Regions from separate parts of the Homo sapiens genome. Here region 2 is linked to region 1. Evidence: read pairs that join two places in POLR2A ChIA-PET (ENCODE). Cell type or tissue: B cell. All regions are shown on one strand.

Region 1 (5,000 bases):
ACTTACGAGTGAGAACATACGATGTTTGGTTTTCCATTTCTGAGTTACTTCGCTTAGAGTAATGGTCTCCATTTCCATCCAGGCTGCTGCAAATGCCATTATTTCATTTCTTTTTATGGCTGAGTTGTATTCCATGGTATCTATATGTATATATGCCACATATTCTTTTTTTTTTTTTTTTTTTCTTCAGACGGGAGTCTCGCTCTCTTACCCAGGCTGGAGTGCAGTGGCGTGATCTCGGCTCACTGCAGGCTCCGCCTCCTGGGTTCACGCGATTCTCCTGCCTCAGCCTCCCGAGTAGCTGGGATTACAGGCGCCCGCCACCATGCCCGGCTAATTTTTTTTTTGTATTTTTTAATAGAGATGGGGTTTCACCATGTTAGCCAGGATGGTCTCGATCTCCTGACCTCGTGATCCGCCCGCCTTGGCCTCCCAAAGTGCTGGGATTACAGGCGTGAGCCACCGCGCCCGGCTGTGCCACATATTCTTTATCCACTTGTTGATTGATAGGCATTTGGGCTGGTTCCATATTTTTGCAATTGCTAATTGTGCTGCAGTAAACATGCATGTGCAAGTATCTTCTTCATATAATGACTTCAAGATACCCAGGAGTGGGATTGCTGGATCAAATGGTAGATCTACTTTTAGTTCTTTAAGGAATCTCCACACTGTTTTCCGTAGTGATTGTACTAGTTTACATCCCCACTAACAGCCTAAAAGTGTTTACATTCCCACTAACAGTGTAAAAGTGTTCCTTTTCATCACATCCATGCCAACATCTGTTATTTTTTGATTTTTTGATTATAGCCATTCTTGCAGGAGTAAGGTGGTATCGCATTGTGGTTTGGATTTGCATTTCCTTGATCATTAGTGATGTTGATCAGTTTTTCATATGTTTGTTGGCCACTTGTATATCTTGTTTTGAGAACTGTCTATTCATGTCCTTTGCTCACTTTTTGATGGGATTTTTTTTTTCTTGCTTAGTATTCTGGATATTAATCCCTTGTCAGATGCATAGATTGTGAAGATTTTCTCCCACTCTGTGGGTTGTCTGTTTACTCTGCTGATTATTTCTTTTGCTGTGCAGAAGCTTTTTAGTTTAAGTCCCACCTATTTATCTTTGTTTTTATTGCATTTGCTTTTGGGTTCTTGGTCATAAAGTCTTTGCCTAAGCCAATCTCTAGAAGCGTTTTTCCAATGTTATCTTCTAGAATTTTTATGGTTTCAGGTCTTAGATTTAAGTGTTTGATGCATCTTGAGTTGATTTTTGTATAAGGTGAGAGATGAGGATCCAGTTTCATTCTTCTACATGTGGCTAGCCAATTATCCCAGCAGCATTTGTTGAATAGGGTGTCCTTTCTCCACTTCTGGTTTTTGTTTACTTTGTCAAAGATCAGTTGGCTGTAAGTATTTGGGTTTATTTCTGGGTCTCTGTTCTGTTCCATTGGTCTATGTGCCTATTTTTTTAATTTTTTTTTTTTAATTTTTTGAGACAGAGTTTCACTCTTGTTGCTCAGGCTGGAGTGCAATGGCGCAATCTCAGCTCACTGCAACATCAACCTCCTGGGTTCAAGCAATTCTCCTGCCTCAGTGTCCCCAATAGCTGGGATTACAGGCATGCACTACCACGGCTGGCTGATTTTTGTATTTTAGTAGAGACGTGGTTTCACCATGTTGGCCAGGTTAGTCTTGAACTCCTGATCTCAAGCGATCCACCCGCCTCGGCCTCCCAAAGTGCTGGGATTACAGGTGTGAGCCACCGCACCCAGCCTTTATAGTATATTTTGAAATCAGGTAATGTGATGCCTCCAGATTTGTTCTTTTTGCTTAGTTTTGCTTTGGCTGTGAGGGCTCTTTTTTGGTTCCATATGAATTTTAGGATTTTTTTTTCTAGTTCCATGAAGAACGATGGTGGTATTTTGATGGGAATTACATTGAATTTGTAGATTGCTTTTGGCAGTATGGTCATTTTCACAATATTGATTCTACCCATCCATGAGCATGGGATATGTTTCCATTTGTTTGTGTCGTCAGTGGTTTGTTTCATCAGTGTTTTGTAGTTTTCTTTGTAGAAGTCTTTCACCTCCTGGGTTAGGTATATTCCTAAATATTTTATTTTTTGCAGCTGTTGCAAAAGAAGTTGAGTTCTTGATTTGATTCTCAGCTTGGTTGCAGTTGGTGTATAGCAGTCTACTGATTTGTGTACATTGGTTTTTATATCCTGAAACTTTGCTGAATTCATTTACCAGTTGTAGGAGCTTTTTGGAGGAGTCTGTAGGGTTTTCTAGGTATACGATCATGTCATCAGCAAACAGCAAATTTTACTTCCCCTTTACTGGTTTGGATGCCCTTTATTTCTTTCTCTTGTCTGATTGCTCTGGCTAGGACCTCTAAGTTATTTTAAAATGTACAATTAAGTTATTATTGAATCTAGTTGCCCTGTGATACTGCCTGAACTTCCTTATGTGGCTTCTGGCTTCCCGGAGGGTGAATCAGAAGCTTTGAGGTCTCTCGAGGCCTAGACCTGGGAGTCACAGAGCCTTGCTCCCATCACATCCTATTGGTCTAAGCAAGTCACAGGCCAGCCTAGATTCGGGAGTGGGAAGAATTGGATCCCACCTCTTCACCGGAGTTGCTGCAAGGTCCTTTTGCAAAAGCATTTGTGGGATGAGAGGGAGTTGGAAGGCCAACTTTGAAACACAAGTACCTATTAGTTGCCAGACTTTGTTCTAGGCTCTGGGAATTGAAAGACAAATAAAAGAGACAAAAACCTGTGTCCTCCGGAGGTTTCATTCTGGTGGGGAAGATGACAGGAAACAAGTTGAGAAAAATAGTATGTTATTTTTTTTGTGTTTTTTTTTTTTTTTTGAGACGGAGTCGTCTCGCTCTGTCGCCCAGGCTGGAGTGCAGTGGCGCGATCTCGGCTCACTGCAAGCTCCGCTTCCTGGGTTCACGCCGTTTTCCTGGCGCAGCCTCCCGAGTAGCTGGGACTACAGCCGCCCGCAACAACGCCCGGCTAATTTTTTGTATTTTTAGTAGAGACGGGGTTTCACCATGTTGGCCAGGATGGTCTCGATCTCCTGACTTTGTGATCTGTCCGCCTCGGCCCCTCAAAGTGCTGGGATTACAGGTGTGAGCCACCATGCCCGGCCATGAAAAAAATAGTTATGTTAGATGGTGATAAATGCTAAAGGGAAAAGTAAATTGGGGCAGGAGGACCGGGAGTAGGGGAGCTATAGGGTCAGGGAAAGCCTCACCTGGAAGAAATATTTGAGCAAAAGCTAGAAGGAAGTGAGAGACAACTTTCACCAGTAAAGGGAACAGCAGGTGCAAAGGCCCTGCGGTGAGGCTGTGGGTGGGGACGAGCAACAGGCAGTGAGATCAGGGGGAGGTGGAGGCTCCAGATGGAGTAGGGCTGGGGAGGCCCCCATTAGGTGTTTTCTGAGCAGGTAGAAGATGAGGGAGGACTCAAAAAATAGAAGCCAGGCATGGTGGTGCCCATCTGTAGTCCCAGCTACTCAAGAGGCTGAGGCGGGAGGATCCCTGAGGCCCAGGAGTTGGAGGCTGCAGTGAGCTATGGTCCCACCACTGCACTCTAGCCTGGATGACAGAGTGAGACCCTGTCTCTAAGAAAAAAAAATTGGTATATAATTCATGTATAAATGTATGATTTTAAAGTATATAGTTTGTTGGCTTTTAGTATATTTACTGTGTTGTGCAGACATCACCGTGACCTAATTGCAGAACATTTCTATGACCCAAAAAAGAAACCCCATCACCATTAGCAGTTATTCCCTCCTCTCCCTGCCACTCCATGCAGAGGGGCAATCACGAATCTATTTCTTTCTGTCTCTGTGGATTTGCCGATCTCTGGACGTTTCCTCCCTCCCTTCCTTTTCTTTTGAGATGGAGTCTCGTTCTCTCGCCGAGGCTGGAGTGCAGTGGCACGATCTTGGCTTACTGCAACCTCCAGCTCCAGAGTTCAAGCGATTCTCATGCCTCAGCCTCCCGAGTAGTTGGGACTACAGGCTCATGCCACCAGGCCTGGCTAACTTTTGTAGTTTTAGTAAAGATGGGGTTTTGCCATGTTGGCCAGGCTGATCTCAAACTCCTGACCTCAAGTGATCTGCCTGCCTCAGCCTCCTAAAATGTTGGGATTACAGGCATGAGCCACTGTGCCCAGCCTGGACATTTCTTGTAAGTGGAATCATGTCATGCGTGACCTTTTGTGCCTGGCTTCTCTCACTTAGCATCATGTTTTCAAGGATCATCCATGTTGTAGTGTGTGCTGGTGCTCCATTACTTTTTATGGACAAATGATACTCTATTGTAGGGATACATCACATTTTATTTGTTCATTCATCACTTAATGGATATTGGGTCGTGTCTACTTTTTATTTATTTATTTTTTTTGAGATGGAATCTCACTCTGTTGCCCAGGCTGGAGTGCAGTGGCACAATCTTGGCTCGCTGCAAGCTCTGCTTCCTGGGTTCACGCCATTCTCCTGCCTCAGCCTCCCGAGTAGCTGGGACTACAGGCGCCCACTACCACGCCCGGCTAATTTTTTGTATTTTTTAGTAGAGACGGGGTTTCACCGTGTTAGCCAGGATGGTCTCGATCTCCTGACGTTGTGATCCGCCCCCCCTTGGCCTCCCAAAGTACTGGGATTACAGGCGTGAGCTACTGCGTCTGGCCTTTTTTTTTTTTTTTTAAATTGAGATAGAGTCTTGCTCTCTCGCCCAGGCTGGAGTGCAGTGGAGCGATCTTAGCTCACTGCAAACTCCACCTCCTGGATTCCCCAAGCAATTCTCGTGCCTCAGCCACCCAAGTAGCTGAGACTACAGGCTTGTGCCACTACGTCCAGCTCATTTTTGTAGTTTTAGTAGAGAGGGGGTTTCACCATCTTGGCCAGGCTGGTCTCGAACTCCTGACCTCAAGTGACCTGCCTGCCTCGGCCTCCCAAAGTGTTGGGATTACAGGCGTGAGCCACCACACCCAG
Region 2 (5,000 bases), 290 kb before region 1:
CAAGTACTTATAAATGATTTTCAGTCCTTTTAAAGTTTATTTTTTTAATATTTTTTTTGAGATGGGGTCTTGCTGTGTCGTCCAGGCTGGAGTGCAGTGGCACAATCTTGGCTCACTGCAACCTCCACCTCCTGGGCTCAAGTGATCCTCCCACCTCAGGCTCCCAAGTAGCTGAGACTACAGGCATGTGCCATCACGCCCAGCTAATTTTTGTATTTTTTTGGAGTAGAGATGGGATTTTGCTGTGTTGCCCAGGCTGGTCTTGAACTCCTGGGCTTAAGCCATCTGTCTGCCTCAGGCTCCCAAAGTGTTGGGATTACAGGTGTGAGCCACTGTGCCCGGCCCAGCCCTTTTTTTAAGAGAAAAACGTATGACATCGTTCGATTTACTGAGTGCTTATGGTTTTACTAAGGCAGTAAGGTTTTATGGATACCCTATGGTAATTAGATAGAATTAGTGCTCTGAAGTCAGCTCTGTAATATGGACTCAGAGTAAACATGGCAAAGGGACACTTAAGGTCTGCATTTTCTCTGGGAAATAAACGTATTCTTTACTACTCTGAATCTAGTGCTGGGAAATTCTAAATCCTTCTTGAGGATTAACCACTTGAAGTAAAGTTTTGGGTCCCAAGTAGGCTTGTGTCCCTGTCTCCTTCTCTTTACTTTTCAGATGTTTCTTCCTAGAGACTGAGGTATATTTTACTTTTACAGATGAAGAAGGAAGCCTCGGCTGTGTTTGTGGCTTTTGTGGGTGAGCAACATCACTTGCAAAGATAAGATGAGCATAGCAAAACTAGGCTTTCAAAATAATTTTTAAAAATTTCTTAGTGATTAGAAAAGGAAAACTCTTCCCTTGTCTCTGTTAAGAAACGTTTTTCGACTTTTTTCCTTTCTTAATGGATCTTTTATTGGCACTTCTCTTCCTTTTGCAGAATCTTACTTAAAAGTCACTACGTTACATTACAGCAAACAGCTTAGCTAATTTTTATCCAGATGGGCCCCGGTTACAGGATTGTACACTATTGCGAATTTCTTACAGGAAAGTGAACATCAAGTAATTATTCCAAATAGAGTTCTCTTAAGAACGTGAGTTACTTAAAAATGTCTAAGGATGAAGTCACTTCTGAATATAACTTCACTCAAGAGAACAAATAAGCAAACTGCATTTAGCATAACATGGTAAATTAGCTTTAACTCTCCTTGATGTTTGAACATTTGTCGCTGTTAACTACTGTTTCACTTTTCAAATAGTCAGGGCTTAGTTTGCTTCTGTAAGGATAAAGGGAAAATACGCCTTCACTGAGTCATAAATATTTTTGTGGCTAACTTTTGCACAGAGAAAAGAGGCCTCTAAGAAGGTACCCAGTGAATTTTTTTTTCGGGGCAGGGAGAGAATATGTCATTTTTTGGTTTGTTGTTGTTGTTGTCATTGTTTTGCTTTGTTGTTTTTACTCTGAACTGAACTGTATCTTGACAGCACTTTTGAATTAAGAGCATTACTCTTATTGTTCTCTACTACCTGGACGCCACCTCCCTGTTGCCATAGTGTTAAGGATCATGCTCCGAGGTGGGGTGAGGCAGAATGGGGCCAAGATCAGAAAGTTACATTAAGCTACATCAGGTTTATACAAGCATAAAACCAAATTTTTGGAGCAGTCCCCAGAATACAACCTGGTTTAGCCACACCTAAAGGTTGCTCTTGAATATTCCTTGAGAATCCACATCCCTAGAATGCTGGGTTTCAATGGGCCCTTTATGTACCTATCATGGTGTCATTTCTGAGCATTTCTAAATATTCCTTCATGTCTTACTGACAGTTTTTCTTGAATAAATCTTAGGAATATTAGTGCCATTATCAGTATTTTGTTTGGTCTGTTCACACCACAAATAACTACCCAGGTCTGCTACTTGCCCCTATTTCTCTACCTGCTAATGAAAATGCTTTTGAAAGTTTGAGTAACAGTATTGGAGTGTGCACAGTGGTATTGGTAGGTTCTGTACTCATCCTTAACCACTTGTTTTCATCCTTTGTGAGCTTGAAGTTTCTCCAAAAAATTTATCACAAAACTTATCAGACATAGTTAATACACTCAGAGAGAGAATCACTGAAAAAGTAGATGTAGTTTAACAAACCCAGTGCCTTTTTTTTACCCATGAATACATATTTGTCAACTAAACCTCATTTTGCAACTTGTTCCACTACTCGAATGGTAACAAACTTTTGGTTTCCCAATAGATTTGGAAGATGTTGCTTTTGAAAGTAGGAAATAGATGGCTTTAGAAGATGGAAGAATATTTTGTTTGAAGTGGGAGCGTGGTATGTCCTTAGCTGTCTGTGAAATGCAGCTGAAGATGGGTGTGGGCCTTCATCTGCATTTCCCATCTTCAGTTTGAGGAGGTAGTTACCCTTCTAACCACTTAAGAACTGCATGGTACATGCTGTTTTATTTACAGGGCAAAACTGTGCTCCCGTAGTTTCCCTGGTGCTTGCCTTCACGTTAACACAGTGTCATCGTTTGGCAGTGTTTATGTGCCAGGGTCCATGTTAGAAGGAGGAAAGGTATAGCGAAGTTAAAGGGTGCAGTTGGCCTCCCACCTTTAGTTTTGTAAGTGCCTTTAAAGTTTGATTTTTGTAGGTTGATCATAAGGAAGTGATAAGTATGTTAGGTTATTTGTGGTTTGAGCTAATTTTAGTCTCTTTTTACAGCTTGCTTTGTATCCTTTGCCATTAAAACATGCTTTCTAGAAAGACAACTTTTGAATGTAGGACACAGTCTATATTCTATACTTGGCTACATTTCAAAAAATATTTTCTCAGTACTTTGGAAGTTGGACAGTTGGAAGCATAGTGACAGTATTTAAAAATCTTTGATTCCGGCCGGGCATGGTGGCTCACGCCTGTAATCCCAGCACTTTGGGAGGCCGAGGTGGGTGGATCACTTGAGGTCCGGAGTTCAGGACCAGCCTGACCAACATGGTGAAACCCTGTCTCTACTAAAAATACAAAATTAGCCGAGCGTGGTGGTACATGCCTGTAATCCCAGCTACTCAGGAGGCTGAGGCAGGAGAATCGCTTGAATCTGGGAGGCGGAGGTTGCATTGAGCCGAGATCATACCATTGCACTACAGCCTGGGGGACAAGAGTGAAACTCTGTCTCAAAAAAAAAAAAAAAATTAAGTGATTTCTTTGCTTTGTGACACTTCTACTTTTCCAGCAAGTAAATTATATTCTTTCATACAGGTATGAAATTCTTGTTCCAAGCTAGTGGTTAAAAAGGCACAGTTGATATTAGAGGATTTGTAAAAGATTATGACCACGCCTGCAATGTACTGAAGCAAGGCTTTGCTGGGCTGTGTATAGGAAACCTTCCCCAGCCTGTGCCCTTGCTTGATAGAACATTTTGCTCCTAAGGGTAGGTGCCTGTATCTGTCTCCAGTACTGGTTAGTTTCACACAGAACAGTTGTGTTTCAGAGCTTTAGTCTCAAGCTGCCCTGCTCCCCTGAAGCAGCCACCCTGAGCATGTGCACTCACAGGAGGGGACATGTGAGGTCATGGAAGAAGACGACTCAGGAAGAAGAAGACTTGGGTTTGGGTTCTGACTCTGCCTTTGACTGTTGTGGGATTTTGAGGAGTTGCATACAGGATCTGTAAAATGTAGTCATTAGACTAGACTAGACAGCCATATAGCATTACCTAGATGTAACTTTCTACAAAGACATGGTCACAGGAGAAGACCAGAGGGTGGGGTGATCTTTCTGGAAAAATTGGGGCTTCATGCCTTACTCATGCTAGATATGGTAGCATTATATGGCTGTGCCTGATCCCCCTAATCTAAAAGTGGGACAGAACTTTAAAATTTCATATTAACTCAAATTAAAACTTGAAAAAAACCCATTATTTCCTTAAAAATAATAAAATGCCCTGTGGGGGCATAAGTCACATTATATTTTAAAATTCCTGAATGCCACATGGATGAATGTAGTTCCTTTTGAAATTCTTCTTTTGTCTAAAGAGGAATGTTGGATTTTGTAATTGGACTAAAAAATCTTCCATTTGAGAGAGAAACAGTCTGCTGCATGTTCTACCCTTGTTCAGGATAAAACCCACTAATAGCTAACATTTATTGAATTCTGTGTTGTGCCTCAGGCACTGTGCAAAGTCCTTTACATGCAATGCTGTTTATTATATACTGTCAATTGGTCTATAACAGCAGGAAATGTTTCAGGAGGACAATGAGGTCCCAGACCCTCAGTCTTCTCCTGTGTCCTGGATTCAGCTTCACAATAGCACTATGGCAGTGTGGCCACTGCTTCAGCTTCCACATACATGGCTGTGAAGAGAGACAGGGGATTGTGCTAAGCCTCCCCGATTTATTAGGACATAGGAGGAGAGAGTTTGTAGTTTTTGACCTTTGCCTAGTTTTCTAACCTCTTTCCTAGATGTCACAAATTGGCCACCCACAGTCATATTTTGCTTGCTTCACGCAATGCTTTTTAAAAAAGAGAAGAGTTTAATTTGTGCCATTGTTTATAAATGAATCAGGAGAAATGACATGCAACTCTGGATTCTGGCCTCTCTTGAAAAATCTGAAAATCACACCGTCTGAGCTTACACTGGCAGTGGTCTGCTGGACTGAGGGACACAACTCCTTTTGGATGTACATGTGTGCGTTGCAGAGTTTACCACAGTCCCACAGTGGGTCACACTGTCCTTGTCGGTGTACACTACCTAGCACTTGAGTTTGCAACCCCTACCCCAAGCTGAGTTTTCTCGTCAAGCTTGATGTTAATGTTATGTGATGCTTGGCCTTGTAGGTATTTGGTATATTATCGTTAGATAAAATTGAAGCAAAGGGCTAAAGGGTTGGTGGCCTGAGGGAGTGCCCTTGACAGTAAAGTCTAGGATAAAATCATTGGCCAGGTACTCCTTCCCTTCCCGCCCTTCCTCTTTTCTCTTTATCCTCAGCCTCCTTCTGCTATTTTGAGGAAGTTAGAAGCCA

The links. Peaks named below come from ENCODE experiments on the same cell type or tissue, not always from the same donor. Only the 100,000 strongest peaks of a DNase experiment are listed, where the experiment ranks them.
Region 2: POLR2A ChIA-PET joins it to region 1 with 5 read pairs; 2 of 35 experiments call an interaction of 5 or more read pairs at or near these places.

What each region holds. Positions count from the first base shown.
Region 1 is chr20:50,807,738-50,812,737 of GRCh38, forward strand. All of the region lies in intron 1 of BCAS4 (breast carcinoma amplified sequence 4), which reads left to right. Among named protein-coding and RNA genes, the nearest start is that of BCAS4, 15 kb to the left of the region's middle. RefSeq lists an enhancer at 2,536-2,595 and a silencer at 4,611-4,660. In B cell, no CTCF peak of the experiment used is centred here; DNase peaks (open chromatin) are centred at 2,644 and 3,314; H3K4me3 peaks cover 1,199 bases; H3K27ac peaks cover 2,778 bases.
Region 2 is chr20:50,517,215-50,522,214 of GRCh38, forward strand. All of the region lies in intron 1 of PTPN1 (protein tyrosine phosphatase non-receptor type 1), which reads left to right. Among named protein-coding and RNA genes, the nearest start is that of PTPN1, 9.3 kb to the left of the region's middle. RefSeq lists a silencer at 3,412-3,461. In B cell, no CTCF peak of the experiment used is centred here; DNase peaks (open chromatin) are centred at 688, 2,487 and 4,946; H3K4me3 peaks cover 3,964 bases; H3K27ac peaks cover 5,000 bases.